Regions from separate parts of the Homo sapiens genome. Here region 2 is linked to region 1. A link is an interaction called in ENCODE POLR2A ChIA-PET data of the cell type or tissue named here. Cell type or tissue: GM12878. All regions are shown on one strand.

What was found. ChIA-PET counts read pairs that join two places held together with the same protein. Peaks named below come from ENCODE experiments on the same cell type or tissue, not always from the same donor. Only the 100,000 strongest peaks of a DNase experiment are listed, where the experiment ranks them.
Region 2: POLR2A ChIA-PET joins it to region 1 with 7 read pairs; 2 of 35 experiments call an interaction of 5 or more read pairs at or near these places.

The regions. Positions count from the first base shown.
Region 1 is chr4:38,740,164-38,748,163 of GRCh38, reverse strand. LOC105374413 (a long non-coding RNA gene) reads right to left here and starts at 4,042. Exons shown (of 6, transcript XR_925231.2): 1 at 3,897-4,042; 2 at 2,703-2,823. In GM12878, no CTCF peak of the experiment used is centred here; no DNase peak of the experiment used is centred here; H3K4me3 peaks cover 411 bases.
Region 2 is chr4:38,881,867-38,889,866 of GRCh38, reverse strand. The region is part of intron 3 of FAM114A1 (family with sequence similarity 114 member A1); the gene reads right to left. Among named protein-coding and RNA genes, the nearest start is that of MIR574, 18 kb to the right of the region's middle. RefSeq lists an enhancer at 4,984-5,153. In GM12878, no CTCF peak of the experiment used is centred here; a DNase peak (open chromatin) is centred at 526; H3K27ac peaks cover 532 bases.

The sequences.
Region 1 (8,000 bases):
GACAGTCATTAAATCTTAAAGCCCCAAAATAGTTACCTTTGATTCCATGTCTCGCATCCAGGGCATGCTGATGCAAGAGGTAGGCTCTCAAGGCCTTGGGCAGCTCTGCCTCTGTGGCTCTGAAGGGTACTGCCCCTGTGGCTGCTTTCATGGGTTGGCATTGAGTGCCTGAAGTTTTTCTGGGCACACAGTGCAAGCTGTTGGTGGATTTACCATTCTGGAGTCTGAAGGATGGTGGCCCTCTTCTCACAGCTCCACAAGGCAGTGCTCCAGTGGAGACTCTGTGTGGGGGCTCCAATTCCACATTTTCCCTCCACATTGCCCTAGTGGAGATTCCCCATGAGGGCTCCACCCCTGCAGAAGACTTCTGCCTGGAAATCCAGGCATTTTCATACATCCTCTGAAATCTAGGTGGAGGTTCCCAAGCCTCAACTGTTGCACTCTGCACACCCACAGGCTTAACATCATGTGGAAGGTGCCAAAGCTTCTTATGGCTTTCACCCTCTGAAGCAGAGGCCTGAAGCATATCTGAGGCCCTTTATGCCAAGGGTGGAGCTGGAGCAGCTGTGATGCAGGGTGCCATGTCCTGGGGCTGCACAGAACAGAGTGGGGGGCCCTAGGCCTGGCCCACGAAACCATTTTTCCCTCTTAGTCCTCCAGCCCTCTGTCTCTAAAATACCTTGGAGGCATTTTTATATTGTCTTGGCTATTAACATTTGGCTTATCTTTACTGCAGCAGGTTTGAATTCCTCCTCAGAAAATGGGTTTTTCTTTTTTACTATATGGCCAGGCTGCAAATTTTCCAAAGTTTTATGCTCTGCTGCTGCTTAGGAATTTCTTCTGCCAGATACCCTAAATCCTCTTTCTCAAGTTCAAAATTCAACAGATTCCCTAGAGCAGGGGCACAATGCCACCAGTCTTTTTGCTAAAGCATAGCAGAATGACATTTACTGCAGTTCTCAGTAAGTTCCTCATCTCTAAGTGAGACCTCATGAACCTGGCCATCTCTGTCCATATCACTATCAGCATTTTGGTCAAAACCATTCAACAAGTCTCTAGGAAGTTTCAAACTTTCCCTCATCTTCCTGACTTTTTCCAAAGCCCTCGAAACTCTTCCAGTCTCTGCCCATTACCCAGTTCCAAAGTCACTTCTACATTTTCAGTTATCTTTATGGGAATGCCCCATTTATCTGAAACCAATTTTCTGTATTAGTCTGTTCTCACACTGCTATAAAGAACTACCTGAGACTGGGTAATTTATGAAAAGAAGAGGTTTAATTGACTCACAGTTCCACAGGCTGTAGAGGAGGCATTGCTGGGGAGGCTTAGGAAGCTTACAATCATGGCAGAAGGGCTAAGGTGAAGCAAGCACATCTTCACATGGTGGCAGGAGAGAGAAAGAGAGAGAGAGAAGGGGAAGGTGCCACACACTTTTAGACAACCAGATCTTGAGAGAACTCCATCGTGAGAAACCACTAGGGAGATGGTGCTAAGCCATTAGAGACCAATTCCCCCATAATCCAGTCACCTCCTACCAGGCCCCACCTCCAACACTAGGGATTACAATTCAACATGAGATTTGGGTGGGGCCAAAGAGCCAAACCATTATCACTGATTGATTAATAAATTATTGAATTGATGTCTTTTAATTGATTCTTTAGTTTTATCAAAGTTTTATATGTACAAAGTTTAACAAGTCAAATGGTTTCAGGCCAAGCATAGTGGCTCAGCCTGTAATCCCAGCACTTTGGGAGGCCAAGGCAGGTGGATCATCTGAGTCAGGAGTTTGAGACTAGCCTGGACAACATAGTGAAACCCTGTCTCTACTAAAAGTACAAAAATTAGCCAGATGTGGTGGCGTGCGCCTGTAGTCCCAGCTACTTGGGAAGCTGAGGCAAGAGAACGGCTTGAACCTGATAGGCAGGGTTGCAGTGAGCCGAGACATGCCACTGCACTCTGGCCTGGGCAGCAGAGTGAGACTTTGTCTCAAAACAAAACAAAACAAAACAAAAAAATGGTTTCATAAGGTTTCGTCTTTTTTTTTTTTTTTAGACAGTCTCACTGCGTAACTCAGGCTGGAGTGCAGTGGTATGATCATGGTTCACTGCAGCCTGTATTGCCCAGGCTCAAGTGATCCTCCCACTTCAGTCTCCCAAGTAGCTAGGACTATAGGTATACACCGCCATGCTGGCTAATTTTTGTATTTTTTGTAGAGATGAGGTCATTATATTGCCCAGGCTACTCTTGAGCTCTTAGGCTCAAGCATTCCATTCACTTCAGCCTCCCAAAGTGCTGGGATTGCAGATGAAAGCCTCTGCGCCTAACCAAGGTTTCTATTGAAAACCAGCAGACCTCTACATGCCCTTTTCCATCCAATTTCCTCTCCATGGAGGCAATTACTTTTGTTTCTTATAGCTGTTGCTTCTGGAGTTTGCCCCCATATTTCTAAATTATATGCTTATATCACTATTTTTCATATTCTCATCCATTAAATGGGTTTTTAAACTTCATAAGGTTAGTGTGAGCATTAAAAGGAATTAATTCAGTCTGGGTGCGGTGGCTCATGCCTGTAATCCCAGCACTTTGGGAGGCCGAGGCGGGTGGATCACCTGAGGTCAGGAGTTTGAGACCAGCCTGGCCAACATGGTGAATCCCTGTCTCTACTAAAAATACAAAAATTAACTGGGCATGGTGGTGCATACCTGTAATCTCAGCTACTCAGGAGGCTGAGGCAGAGAATTGCTTGAACCTGGGAGGCAGAAGTTGCAGCGAGCTGAGATTGGACCACTTCACTCCAGCCTGGGTGACAGAGCGAGACTGTGCCTCAAATAAATAAATAAATAAATAAATAAATAAATAAATAAAACAAAAGGAATTAATGCATTAAAAATAAGCACTTTTAACAGTGCCTGGCACTACTGTTGTTATATTGACTTTTCAGTTTTTGTTATTATCTCTTGTCTTTTTATTATAAAATAATTATGATTCAGTTTTGTTACACCATTTACACATCTTTCCCTGAACACCTCCTCCTGTCATCTGACAATATATCTCTATCATAAATTAAGATTAATATTTAGTGTTTACATAACTATGATTTTAAAAATATCTATAGCTGAGCCACATAAAACATTATTATATTTTCTTTCTTTTTCAATTATTTGTTTTCACTGGAGGTTATCATCTCATTTTTTTCTTTTTTGCTTAGTTTTCTATGTACGACAATCCCCCTTATCCATGGTTTCACTTTCTGTGGCTTCAGTTACTACATATTCAACCCCAAAAATATTAAGTGGAAAATTTAAGAAATAAAAAGTTTAGGCCGGGCGTGGTGGCTCACGCACCCTTGAGATCCCAACACTTTGGGAAGCTGAGGCGGGTGGATCCCTTGAGGTCAGGAGTTCGAGACCAGCCTGATCAACTTGGTGAAACCCCGTTTCAACTAAAAATACAAAAATTAGCCAGGCGTGGTGGCGCATCCCTATAGTCCCAGGAGGCTGAGACAGGAGAATAGCTCGAACCTAGGAGGCAGAGGTTGCAGTGAGTCAAGATCACGCCACTGCACTCCAACCTGGGCGACAGAGCAAGACTCTGTCTCAAAAAAAAAAAAAAAAAAAAAAAGAATTATCCACAAGGTCTGTGCTCCCTGCCCATTGGTTGCTTAGTAGCCATCTTGGTTATCAGATCAACTGTTGCAGTTATCGCTGTGCTTGTGTTCAAGTAACGCTTATTTTACTTAATAATGGCCCCAAGAGTACTGTGCCTAATTAAATTTTATCACAGGTCTGTACATATAGGAAGAAACATAGTATATGTAGGGTTCAGACTATCTGTGGCTTCAGGCATCCACTGGGGGTCTTGGAACATATCCCCACGGATAGGAGGAGACTCCTTACCTCTACTGAAATCATCCCAAACCCTGCTTCAGAAATGGAAATCTCCTCTCCATATGTTCTGCCAGCGTAAACCCTTTTTTGGAAGATATCCTTCCTGGAGCTCTCTCTCCCCTTGCTGCAGTCTGGACTGGCTGCTCTCAAAATCTGCCACCCAGCTGTCACCCTGGGATTTCCTTTTCTTAACCTCAAAATTCCTTTCAGTTCTCCTCTGTATTGGATCCTCTTTTTTTTTTTTGGTCCCATGACATCCTGTTTCTCATTTTACACTTTCATTTTGGGTGAACACATCCTCCTGCAGCTTCCAGATCATGAATATCTATACAATTCTTTCAACCTCATACATGATTGATATTGGACTAGGTTTAGAATTCTAAATTGAAGATATTTTTTCCTTAGAAATTTAAAGATGTTGCTCTCCTAGCTTCCAGTGCAGCTATTGGGAAGTCTGATATTTTACCTGTTTAATGAGGCATACTATTTCCTTTCTGAATGTATTTAGAATCTTCTTTTTGTCCTTGGAATTCCAGCGTTTTATAATGATGTGTCTTGGTATGGGACTTTCTAAACCCCTTATGTAGGAGACCCTGTGATGCCTCTCAATATGAAAACTCATGTCCTTCAGCTCTGAAGAATTTCCTTTTTTTTTTTTTGGACACAGAGCCTTGCTCTGTCACCCAGGCTGGAGTGCAGTGGTGCGATCTCAGCTCACTGCAACCTCCGCCTCTTGGGTTCAAGTGATTCTCCTGTCTCGGCCTTCTGAGTAGCTAGAATTATAGGCATGCCACATCATGCCCAGCTGATTTTTGCATTTTTAGTAGAGGCGGGGTTTCACCATGTTGGCAAGGCTGGTCTCAAACTCCTGACTTCAGGTGATCTACCCGCCTTGGCCTCCCAAAGTGTGGGATTACAGGCATGAGCCACCATGCCTGGCCTGAAGAATTTTCTTGAATTATTTTTTGAATAGTTGCAACCCTTCTATTTTCTCTGTTCTCTCTTTCTGGAACTCCCATTTTATTTGAATATTATAGTTCTTCATCAGGTCTTTAATTTTTTCCTATATTTTCCATCTCCGAAATATTTTTTTACCTTCTCAAACTCTGAAAGAGTTTGTGTAAAATTGGTGTTATTTCTTATGGGTTTTGTGTGTGTGTGTGTGTGTGTGTGTGTATTTTCCATCTCTGAAATTTTTTTTTACTTTCCCAAACTTTATCTTCTGACATTTCTACTTCATGTAACTTTCTAATTTCCTTCATTTTTTTCCTCTGGACACATCAATTATAGCTTTTTGAAATTTTCTTCTGCTTTTTAAAAATTATTTCTGCTTCTACTGAGCTCTTATAAAAATCTTATTTGTTTTTATCTCAGTTTTTCTATTAGAAAATTTCTCAGATGTTTGGTCTTCCTTGACTCTTTTCTCATATTTAAAAGTGAAGCACTAAAAAGCTGATTGTAAGTTGTGTAGTGTGTGTGTACATGCATGTGTATATGTGTGTGCATATGTGTGTATGTGTGTGCATGCACATACATGGTGGTGTTGAGAGCTGGAGGGAGCTCGCCAATGGATGAACTTTTCTGTACAGTGATCTTGCTGGGCTGTTTCATTGGGAAAGTCCCATTTTGTAGTTTCTTTTGGTCTTTTCTCTTAATCTAGACAGTTTCCTCAAATCTTTTTGATTTGAGAATTATAAACCTGACTGCCATCATTCTGAGACTGGAGTGGAGGGAAAGGGATGAGCCCCACAGGGTGTAGAACTCCAGCTGATCCCCAGTTTTCTATATGGTGCCCTGCCGTGATGTCACTGAGGCTGGAGTCTCTCTGGCTAACCCTCTTTGGAGGGTCAATTCTGGACTTCTGAGATGGGAGATAGCGGTTGGCAGATCTGGAGGCATCTGTGCATCTCTGTTTGTACAGGCTTGTAACCAGTCTTCTGTTCTCAGCCTCAATTGCACCCTGGGCCACCAACTCCTGAGCCACAACTTTCTGAGGTTCTGTGTCTCAAATCATCCCGCTTCAGGCTGCCCCCAATTGGTTCTAGCTTCCTTTGGTCAGCTAAGCTGGTAATCACTTGTTCCGTATGCTCTCCAGCTTCCAAAATATTTCTTTTTCCTTTCTACTTTCTTTTTCTCTTTGTCCTTGTTAGTTAATATCTTTTTTTTTAAGCCACTCTCCGTTATTTTGGTGGGACTGGTGAAGCTGGGGGCAAAACTGTAAATGATGTTTTTATTCTTTTATTTATTTTGATTTAGTATTATTATTTTATTTTTCATTCGGAGTCTTGCTCTGTTACCCAGGCTGGAGTGCAGTGGTGCCATCTTGGCTCACTGCAGCCTCCACCTACGGGTTCAAGCAATTCTTGTGCTTCAGGCTCCTCAGTAGCTGGGATTACAGGCATGCACCACCATGCCTGGATAATTTTTGTATTTTTAGTGGAGATAGGGTTTCACTGTGTTGTCCAGTCTGGTCTTGAACTCCTGACCTCAAGTGATCTGCCCACCTCAGCCTCCCAAATTGCTGGGATTACAGGTGTGAGCCACTGTGCCCAGCCTGATGTTTTTAATTTACCAAATTTAATGGGTCTTTTTAGTGATGGAATTCAAATAATGTAATGATGAAATATAAACTGAGCTGCATTAATTTAATTCTAATTAGATCCAGGTGACAGAGCGCACGCCTGTAGTCCAGCTACTTAGAAGGCTGAGGCAGGAGGGTTGCTTGAGCCCAGGAATTCAAGGCTGCCATGTGCTTGATCACTGCTGTGAATATCTACTGCACTTCAGCCTGGACAGCATAGCAAGAACCTGTTTCTAAGATAAATAAATAAATCTAGCTGGACACAGTCTTAACTTTACATTTTTCTTGGGATGCAAAATTTGGTTGTTGTTATAGGATTGTATATTCCCATAAGTGTTCTATTTGTGTCAAGTATTTAGAATAAAAAAAAGGAAAGCTAAAAATCAATAAGCCTGAAGGAATTAGAAGACAAACAGAAAATTTTACTTAAAGAAAGTATAATAGAAGGAAGGACATAACAAAGATTTCTTTTAAAAAGCCAAATGAACTAGATGACACTGTACAATTCAGCAAAGTGAAAAGTAAAGCCTTCATGAGGATGATCATGAACAAAACAGAGAAGGCTTACATCACCAATGCTGGAAACGGAAAAGGAAACATCTCACCTTAGATGCTGAGATGGGAGGATTGCTTGAGCCCTGGAGGTCAAGGCTGCAGTGAGCTGTGATTGCACCACTGCACTCCAGCCTGCACAACAGAGTGAGACCCTGTAGTTGAAACCATGATGCTTTTTTTTTTTTCCAGCATAGGTGTTTCTCTAAAGAGCAAGGTCTGCTTCTGGAGACAGACAAACAGTTCTGGGTTCAATATCCATGTTGAAAACTCACCTGAGTCACTTTGGTCAGACACAGCTCTTGGTTCCTTCTATAATCTCAGAATAGATTTGAAACGACTCCCTTCCTCACAATTATGCTTCCAGGTTATAATTCTGCTACATTTATTTATGTAGTTGCTTGTTTATTTAGCAAACATTTATTAGCAAGCAAGTCCAGAGCCATTTCTGCAGCTGGTTCTTTAAGGCTAAAAGAAGCCCCAACTCTCTGTCACTTTAGGTGCTTCATCTACCACATTGCATGACAAGGTCATCCAAAGCAGACATGCTGAACCTTTAGAGACAGGATTCTGTTACCTTGACAGCTGGCATTGGATGGAGAGTGAGCTGTGATCCTCTGAGTCATGGCTTTACATGGAACCAGTTAGGGCTTTAGCCCAGAGCTATAGCTCAACAGTGAAGACTACAGGGGTCAAAGGTCATTATATTCTATTTGTGGAATTGTGCGAGTATCTGTAAAATACTTTAGCCAAGCCACATATTTTAAACACCTTTAACGCCCAAATTAGAGCCTATTTCTAAAATCCATCATGCTATTTGACAAGTCATTAGGATCAGAAATAAAAACCTGTGCCTGACATTCCCTATGCTGATTGGCAACACAGTAGCTGTTGGTCAAGATACAAATAACTGAAGCATGTATAGCAGCTGCTGCTTGGGCACAGACTTCCTGGATCGATTGCCCCATGACCACCTGGGT
Region 2 (8,000 bases), 140 kb before region 1:
CATAAGTAGCTGCCTATCTCCATTCTTTGTATTAAGTGAGAGAAAAAAAATCACTATTTTGTGAACTACTATATGTTGGATTTTAGTTACTTTGACTCAAAAGCATTCCTAACTGATTCAAATGCCACCCATCAGTGTAGAGTACTGGTTGAGACTGAGTTATGGAAGTTAAATTGCTTGGGTTTGACTCCAGGCTCTACTGTTTTGGACAACAAGTTACTCAAATTGTTTTAAGCCTTCATTTCCTCATTATAAAATGCAAACAATAGTGGCATAAGAGCCATAAGTATAGGAACCAATAACCTCACCGGTTCGTGAAGATCAAAAGAAATAATTCATATAATGTTGCGAGCATAGTGCCTGGCATATAAGAAGTACTCCAAAAGTGTGAGCTAGAAATAATAAGAAGAAACTATGCTTTTAAGACTAAGAAGCAAAAAGCTTTGAAAGTTAGCTGTCATTTTTTTTTTCTTTCTGTCTGGAAACAATGAGAAGCTTGTTAACATGAATGGAAATATTCATGACTCATCACTGCCTGCTTTCATTTTTGGTGTCTACATTGATTTACTTCACTTCAGCAATGGAATCCAGTAGCAATTTTACACCATTATGAAGACAGATGGAAATCAGTGATTAATATCATTCTTTCACAGGACAAATCACTACCTATGATTAGGAAGAGTTAATACAATTAGAGGTGACAGCTTCTGACTCAAATTTATAATATTTATTATGTTCTGACAGCTGGTAATTGACTAGCAAATGGAAATAAATGTTAAATGAGTCTAGAACTTTTTGCTGTATAATAAGTGACTACTTCAATTGCTTTATTAATAAAGTCCTTTGACATTGAGCTGTGACTTCTTGATCAGCTATAAATATGTTATCAAATGGTAAATATTCAAATGATTAAATACACATATTTAATATAAAAAATGTTAAGCATGAATTATAAATATATCTCATCATGAATATGGTCTCCACTTTAAATGGACTTAATGTCACACAATTAGGAGATGCTACAACAGGCAGCATGGAGCTGCTCAGATTGCCTATTACCAATAGAGGGATTTAAAGACGTTTTTCTCACCCTTCCCCCATAACTCCCACCTCCTTCCATAGACAACTTCACATCCTAATACATAGAGGAAAAAAAGCCATCAGATGAGAACTCTCTCAGCTTCCTGCCTGCTCCCCATAACTCTTATAACAGCAAATTAGATTTGGCTTAATCAAAAGGGATATTCAAAACTCAACTGGAAATCATTTAAACATCTAAACCTTTGTGTGGTACTAAGAAAGAATGTAGGATTCCATCAAGTTCACAGTTCTTTTTTCTTTTTAGGAGACAGAGTCTCGCTCTGTTGCCCAAGCTGGAGTGTGTGGTATGATAATAGCTCACTACATCCTCCAACTCCTGGGCTTAAGTGATCTTCCTGCCTCAGCCTCCCAAGTAGCTGAGATTACAGGCATGCACCACCACACTTAGGTAATTTTTAAAAATTATTTTTTGTAGAGACAGGATCTCACTATGTTGCCCAGGCTGGTCTTGATCTCATGGCCTCAAGTGATCCTTCTATCTTGGTCTCTCGAAGTGCTAGGATTACGGGTGACTGCACCTGGCCCAAGTTCAACGTTCTTTAAATAGGAAAGACATTTTCATATCTAGTATCCCATTTAAAGGTCTTTATCATTAAATAGAAAATGCATTTATTTTAAGCTATCAAGTTTAAAGGTATTATTAGATAGAAAAAAGTAAAATCCCAGAACTCCATCAAATTCAAAGGCCTTTATCATTTAGATGGAAAACATATGTACTTATCTTAAAGCTGAAGGAGCAACTTGGTTCTTCTATTTCCTTGAGCAGATCAAGAATCAGGTGCTGCGTATAACTTGTATCCAGGGATGTGGGCAATGAAACCTGTGAGTTTTGTAACTCATAGGGTGATCAACACTTTTTAATTTTTGTAACTCATGACATAGCTACGCTAAAAAGGGGGTCAGTATGACAGCTGGGAGGATGAAAATTGCTCTGGAGTCTGAAACTCTTGTCAAAATATCTGATTGAAAATGGCCTCAGTTATTTCCAGCTAATTTTCTTCCTTGGTAAGTATGCATCATTCAACTTTGGGAAGATTTAAAAATTAAACATAGAAAGGTTGAAAGCATGGAAGATACGCTATTCATATTTTTGGGCATATTTGTTCTTTTCTGTACTACTAATGTTGAAGGAATCTGACCTATTAGAGTGACAGTTTTTGAAAATCAATCAAAAATGAATAATTGAATTATTAGACTTCTGATTTTAAGCTGAAATCATCCCAAGTTTCCGCACATTATTAAGAGTCTTTAAGTCAACTCTGTAAATTTATTTTAGTAGCTTTATAACAATTATTAAGTACTTAGCAAGGTTTTGTATAAGTAGATAATTCAGGTACTTTAAAAGGAAGTAGAATATATTATAAATGCAGTTTAAAGTATTTAAACGTGTGTAACTTGGTAAAAAGGACCAAATCAAACATTAACCAAAAGTACCTTGAAAGTGACTGTTTGATTTTGCTGGACTTCTAAACAGTGAGATTTGTGAGATTCACGTGAAGCCTAAGGATTGGGTTTTTCAGTTTGTCATCTTCATAGATGGAACACGAATTGTTTAAACCCAATTAAACATTTGAGTAGTTCTTTTTATGCACAAAATATACACAGGCCTACACCAAAAACCCATCTAAACACAAATTAAGTACACTACCCTGCGATTCACAATTACTTCCTCCCTCTCATTATTATGGAAATGCACCTTCCTCTTAGGTACCATAGCACCTCCACCTACACATCTCCCGATCTGGTTAGGTTGGTTTTACTCTCTCCTAGCTTTTCGGCCTTTTTCTATGCAAGCTGCTTCCCTGTACAGGCTACATTCCTTTTTTTTTTTTTTTTTTGAGACGGAGTCTCGCTCTGTCTCCCAGGCTGGAGTGCAGTGGTGTGATTTTGGTTCACTGCAGCCTCCACCTCCTGGGCTCAAGCGATTCTCCTGCCTCAGCCTTCTGAGTAGCTGGGATTACAGGCACCCACCACCATGCCCGGCTAATTTTTGTATTTTTAGTGGAGACAGGGTTTCACCTTGTTGGCCAGGCTGGTCTTGAACTCCTGACCTCAGGTGATCTGCCCGCCTCGGCCTCCCAAAGTGCTGGAATTACAGGTGTGAGCCACTGTGCCCGGCCCAGGCTACATTTCTATACATGCTTTCTATATAGGTTACATTTAATCATGCACATGATTCCTCTATCTTAAAGCCAACAAATGAAAATCACGACATGAACAAAATGTGTCTTTCAAACTTATCTGGTGTCTGCTCCACATCTTTCTTCTTTGTCTCTTAAAAAAGGTGCTTATAGTGGCCGGGCACCATAGCTCACACCTGTAAACCCAGCACTTTGGGAGGCCAAGGTGGGCAAATCACCTGAGGTCAGGAGTTTGAGACCAGCCTGGCCAAAAAGGTGAAACCCCGTCTCTACTAAAAATACAAAAATTAGCCGGGTGTGGTGGCGCATGCTGTAATCCCGGCTACTCGGGAGGCTGAGGCAGGAGAATCGCTTAAACCCAGGAGGCGGAGGTTGCAGTGAGCTGAGATCGTGCCACTGCACTCCAGCCTGGGAGGCAGAGTGAGACTCTGTCTCAAAAAAAAAAAAAAAAAGGTGCTTATCTTCTGTATTCACCTCCCTTGTCCATCCTCCCTCCACAGCAAGACTCCTGTGCCACTACTTCATGAAATCGTTCTCATCAAGGTCAAGTGGCTTCCTGTTGTCAAAGCCACGGACTCATTTTAGTCTTTTTATTACTTACTTGACCTCTCGGTAGCATCCAAAGCTCACCCACTTTTACATCTGCCTTAGAGTGTTCTATTCTGATGGCCTATCTTCTGACTCTCACTTTTTTTCCTTTTTACCATCTTTTAGTATGATTTCAGTTATTTACATTAGAATGCTTCTACATGCATATTGTGACATTATGGGTGCTTCTCAAATTAACCTACAATCCAAGTGCTGTCAGCATTCCAATAAAATATGCACAGTCCAGGGTGGTCAGCCAGCATTCTAATCAGGAAAGCCATACTCTGGAGGCAGCTATTTATAGAGGTTCTATTATCTGTATCTGGTAACATCTGATGCTTTACCAATTACCACACCTAACTGCAAAAATGGGTTTTAATTGGTACACATGGTGGACTATTTACTAGCATTCTCAATATCTGAAAGGGGTTCTAGATGGTAAAAATAAAGGTATTCAAGGAGCTGGCTTCGGTGGCACACTCCTATAATCTCAGCACTTTGGGAGGCCGAGGCAGGAGGATCACTTGAGGCCAGGAGTTCAAGACCAGCCTGGGCAACATGGCAAGATCTGGTCTCTACAGAAAAATTAAAAAATTAGCCAGGCGTGGTGGCATGCACATGTAGTCCTATCTATTTGGTAAGGTGAAGCAAGAGGATCACTTGAATGCAAGAGTTCAAGACTGCAGTGAGCTATGATCTTGCTACTTCACTCCAGCCTGGGCAACAGAGAGAGAGAGAGACTATTTTTTTAAAACAGGACGGGGCCGGGCTTTGTGGCTCATGTCTGTAATTCCAGCACTTTGGGAGGTCGTGATGGGTGGATCACCTGAGGTCAGGAGTTCAAGACCAGCCTGGCTAACATGGTGAAACCTGGTCTCTACTTAAAATACAAAAATTAGCTTGGCATGGTGGCAGATGCCGGTAGTCCCAGCTACTCTGGAGGCTGAGGCAAGAGAATCACTTGAATCTGGGAGGCAGAGGTTGCAGTGAGCCGAGATCATGCCACTGCACTCCAGCCTGGCGATAGAGGGAGACCCTATCTCAAATAAATAAATAAATATAAATAAAAATTTTTAAAAGTATTCAAGATGTGTAAATAGTTAAGTATATTTTCTGCTCCTCCCAGTTTTATATGAATAGGGTGTTACAAAGGATTTTGCCCTGTGTAAATGGTCTTCCATCCATCTTTCAACTCTGGGGAATTCTGGTGACTTGATGCCAGCTATCAGGGAAGAAACCTTAGCTCTGAAATCCAGACAGTTGCCTTGAGTAAACCTTTCATTCAAGATGGTGATCAAAGCACCTAAACAATGGGATGTTCTCAAGCCTACATGAGAAAGAGTTCTCATACACCATTTTCAACTCTCTTGTTAATTACCGTTTCATTTAAAAATGTCAGTGTGGTACAATGTGATCTGAAACTTGATTTCGCTTATAGAATGTGGTAGTGGTGAGATTGTACTATAAATTCTTTGCTAGCTACCATAATCTATTTAAAAAGCAAAACAAAACCCTAAGAGCTGTGCCCAACCAAACTGGCTTAGAGACAGAAACCTTCCAGGGCTGAGGGCTTGGCCTCTGTTGTTATTTATATGTTAACACCTGAGCCATCTTACCCACTTCCATTACTGAAATAACCACATAGGTGCTGATAGCCTCTGAATCACCTATCTCTCCAGACCATTTTAACCAACTGTCCACAAAGTATCTTCACTTGGATGTTGCATGGCATATTTAATACTGAACTCAGGCCGGTGCGGTGGCTTGCGCCTATAATCCCAGCACTTTGGGAGGCTGAGGTGAGAGAAGAGCTTGAGTCTAGGAGTTTCAGACCTGCCTGGGCAACACAGGGAGACCCCGTCTCTACCAAAAACCAAAAACCAACTGAACTCACCATCTTCTCAATTATTCCCCGTACCCCAACTAGCTCTTGCTGTGTCCTAGTGTTAGTGGTTCCCAAACTCTAGTCCACAGACTGACTGTAAGAGTGTCACCTGGGGGAATTCATTAAAAATAGAGTCTCAGCTTCCACTATGATCTTGTGCCTAAGAATCTCTTAGGGTAGAGCCCAGGAATCTGAATTTTTAACAGGCTCCCCACATGATTCCAATACACCTCCAGATCTGGGAAGCACTGCTCTCTATGGCAGAATGGCACCTCCATCCACCTGGTTGTCCAAGCCAAAACTGGGTGTCACCGTTCAGGGAACACAGAATAAGGAACGTAGGCAGTAGGGAACTCTGTCCTTTTAGAGCAGGCCAAAAAGGGAAAATACTCAAACAGAACCGGAGAAAACTCTGCTCATCCGGTTTAGGAGGCTAAATGCTGTCATGTCTCAGCCTGTGTCCCCTACTCCTTGTCTCTCTTGACCATAACTTTATGGCATTTAAACATTCTGCTTCTCCTTTTTTAGGGAGAGAACTATCCATGGTGGTCCACACTCCCATGTTTTCCCATGAGAGTACTCAACAGTGTTAACATTGGGATTCTTGACCTTCTCCATAATCGGCCTTATGCGTTGGTGTTGAGCAGTAGGGATGACATTTTAAAAATTCTGGGTAACCTTTCTTGGTGTTAAGAATTCAGAGAAATTTAATCTAGATTGGGTCTTTTAAGGGTTGACTGGCTAGTATATAATAAGGTCCCATAAGAGCTCTGGGAACAAATGTTACTCCCAACCAGTACTCAAGACAAACATCTTTGAATTGAGGCTGAAGACTTCTCTGATTCTTTAAGACGAATTTAAATGCTCTGTCTAAAGCCTCCCTTGTGCCTGTCCTATCTAGTACTAGAGGACATGTAATCATTGCTCTCATACAACAATGTTTCCCCCAACTAGACTGTAGGCATCCTGAAGATAGTTACACCACCCAGATTTCTGGGCATAATGCATTGTGTCATGATGCTGGCAGAGGCCTTAGAGAATCCGGTCCAACCTCCAATGCTGAGGACCATTTCTCACGGAGGTTGTAGAGTGGGTTCCTACAGGAGAAGGCTCAATTCAATGGCTTCTGAGTCTGTATGTCAGAAAGGACAAGAAAGCAAAGAAGCCCTAAAGATAGAGATAGTTTATCCGAGTGCATAAATGGTGTGGTCCTTAAAAACAGAGGTGCCAGCCAGAAAGGTGGCCTCCTCCTTGACTCTGGCCACCTGCTAGTCGCAACACCCCATCTGCCAAGTTATGGTGGCCTTGCTGCCTGAGGCAAATGTGAGCCTAATGATGTGGATTTTAAGGGGATCCAGATCCAGGTACTTACAAATATATATGCATACACATACACACCACACACACATTTATGCGCATTATCACAAAATCTAATGTGCCTTAGAAGTACGTCCTCAAAGTCTATTCTGCCCGTTTTCTTTTTTTAGTAAAGCAAGCATTCCTCACAGAAACTTTTTTTTTTGAGATGGAGTTTCACTCTTGTTGCCCAGGCTGGAGTGCAATGGTGCAATCTCGGCTCACCGCAACCTCCGCCTCCCGGGTTCAAGTGATTCTCCTGCCTCAGCCTCTCGAGTAGCTGGGATTACAGGCATGCACTACCATGCCCAGCTAATTTTGTATTTTTAGCAGAGACGGGGTTTCTCCATATTGGTCAGGCTGGTCTCGAACTCCTGACCTCAGGTGATCCGGTCCCCTCGGCCTCCCAAAGTGCTGGGATTACAGGTGTGAGCCACTGCACCTGGTCAGAAACTTTTTTTTTTTTTTTTTTTTTTTGAGACGGAGTCTCGCTCTGTCGCCCAGGCCGGACTGCGGACTGCAGTGGTGCAATCTCGGCTCACTGCAAGCTCCGCTTCCCGGGTTCACGCCATTCTCCTGCCTCAGCCTCCCGAGTAGCTGGGACTACAGGCGCCCACCACCGCGCCCGGCTAATTTTTTGTATTTTTAGTAGAGACGGGGTTTCACCTTGTTAGCCAGGATGGTCTCGATCTCCTGACCTCATGATCCACCCGCCTCGGCCTCCCAAAGTGCTGGGATTACAGGCGTGAGCCACCGCGCCCGGCCCTGGTCAGAAACTTTTTTAAAGGGCTGATGAGAATTTATCAGGTGTAGATGTACATGGGGTCAAATAGGCTTTTGCACTTGGCTATTTTCCTGCAGAACCTGCCATTCCTCAGGGGCAGCCTGTGTTCAATCCAAACAACCACCTTGTAATGAACTTTAGATTC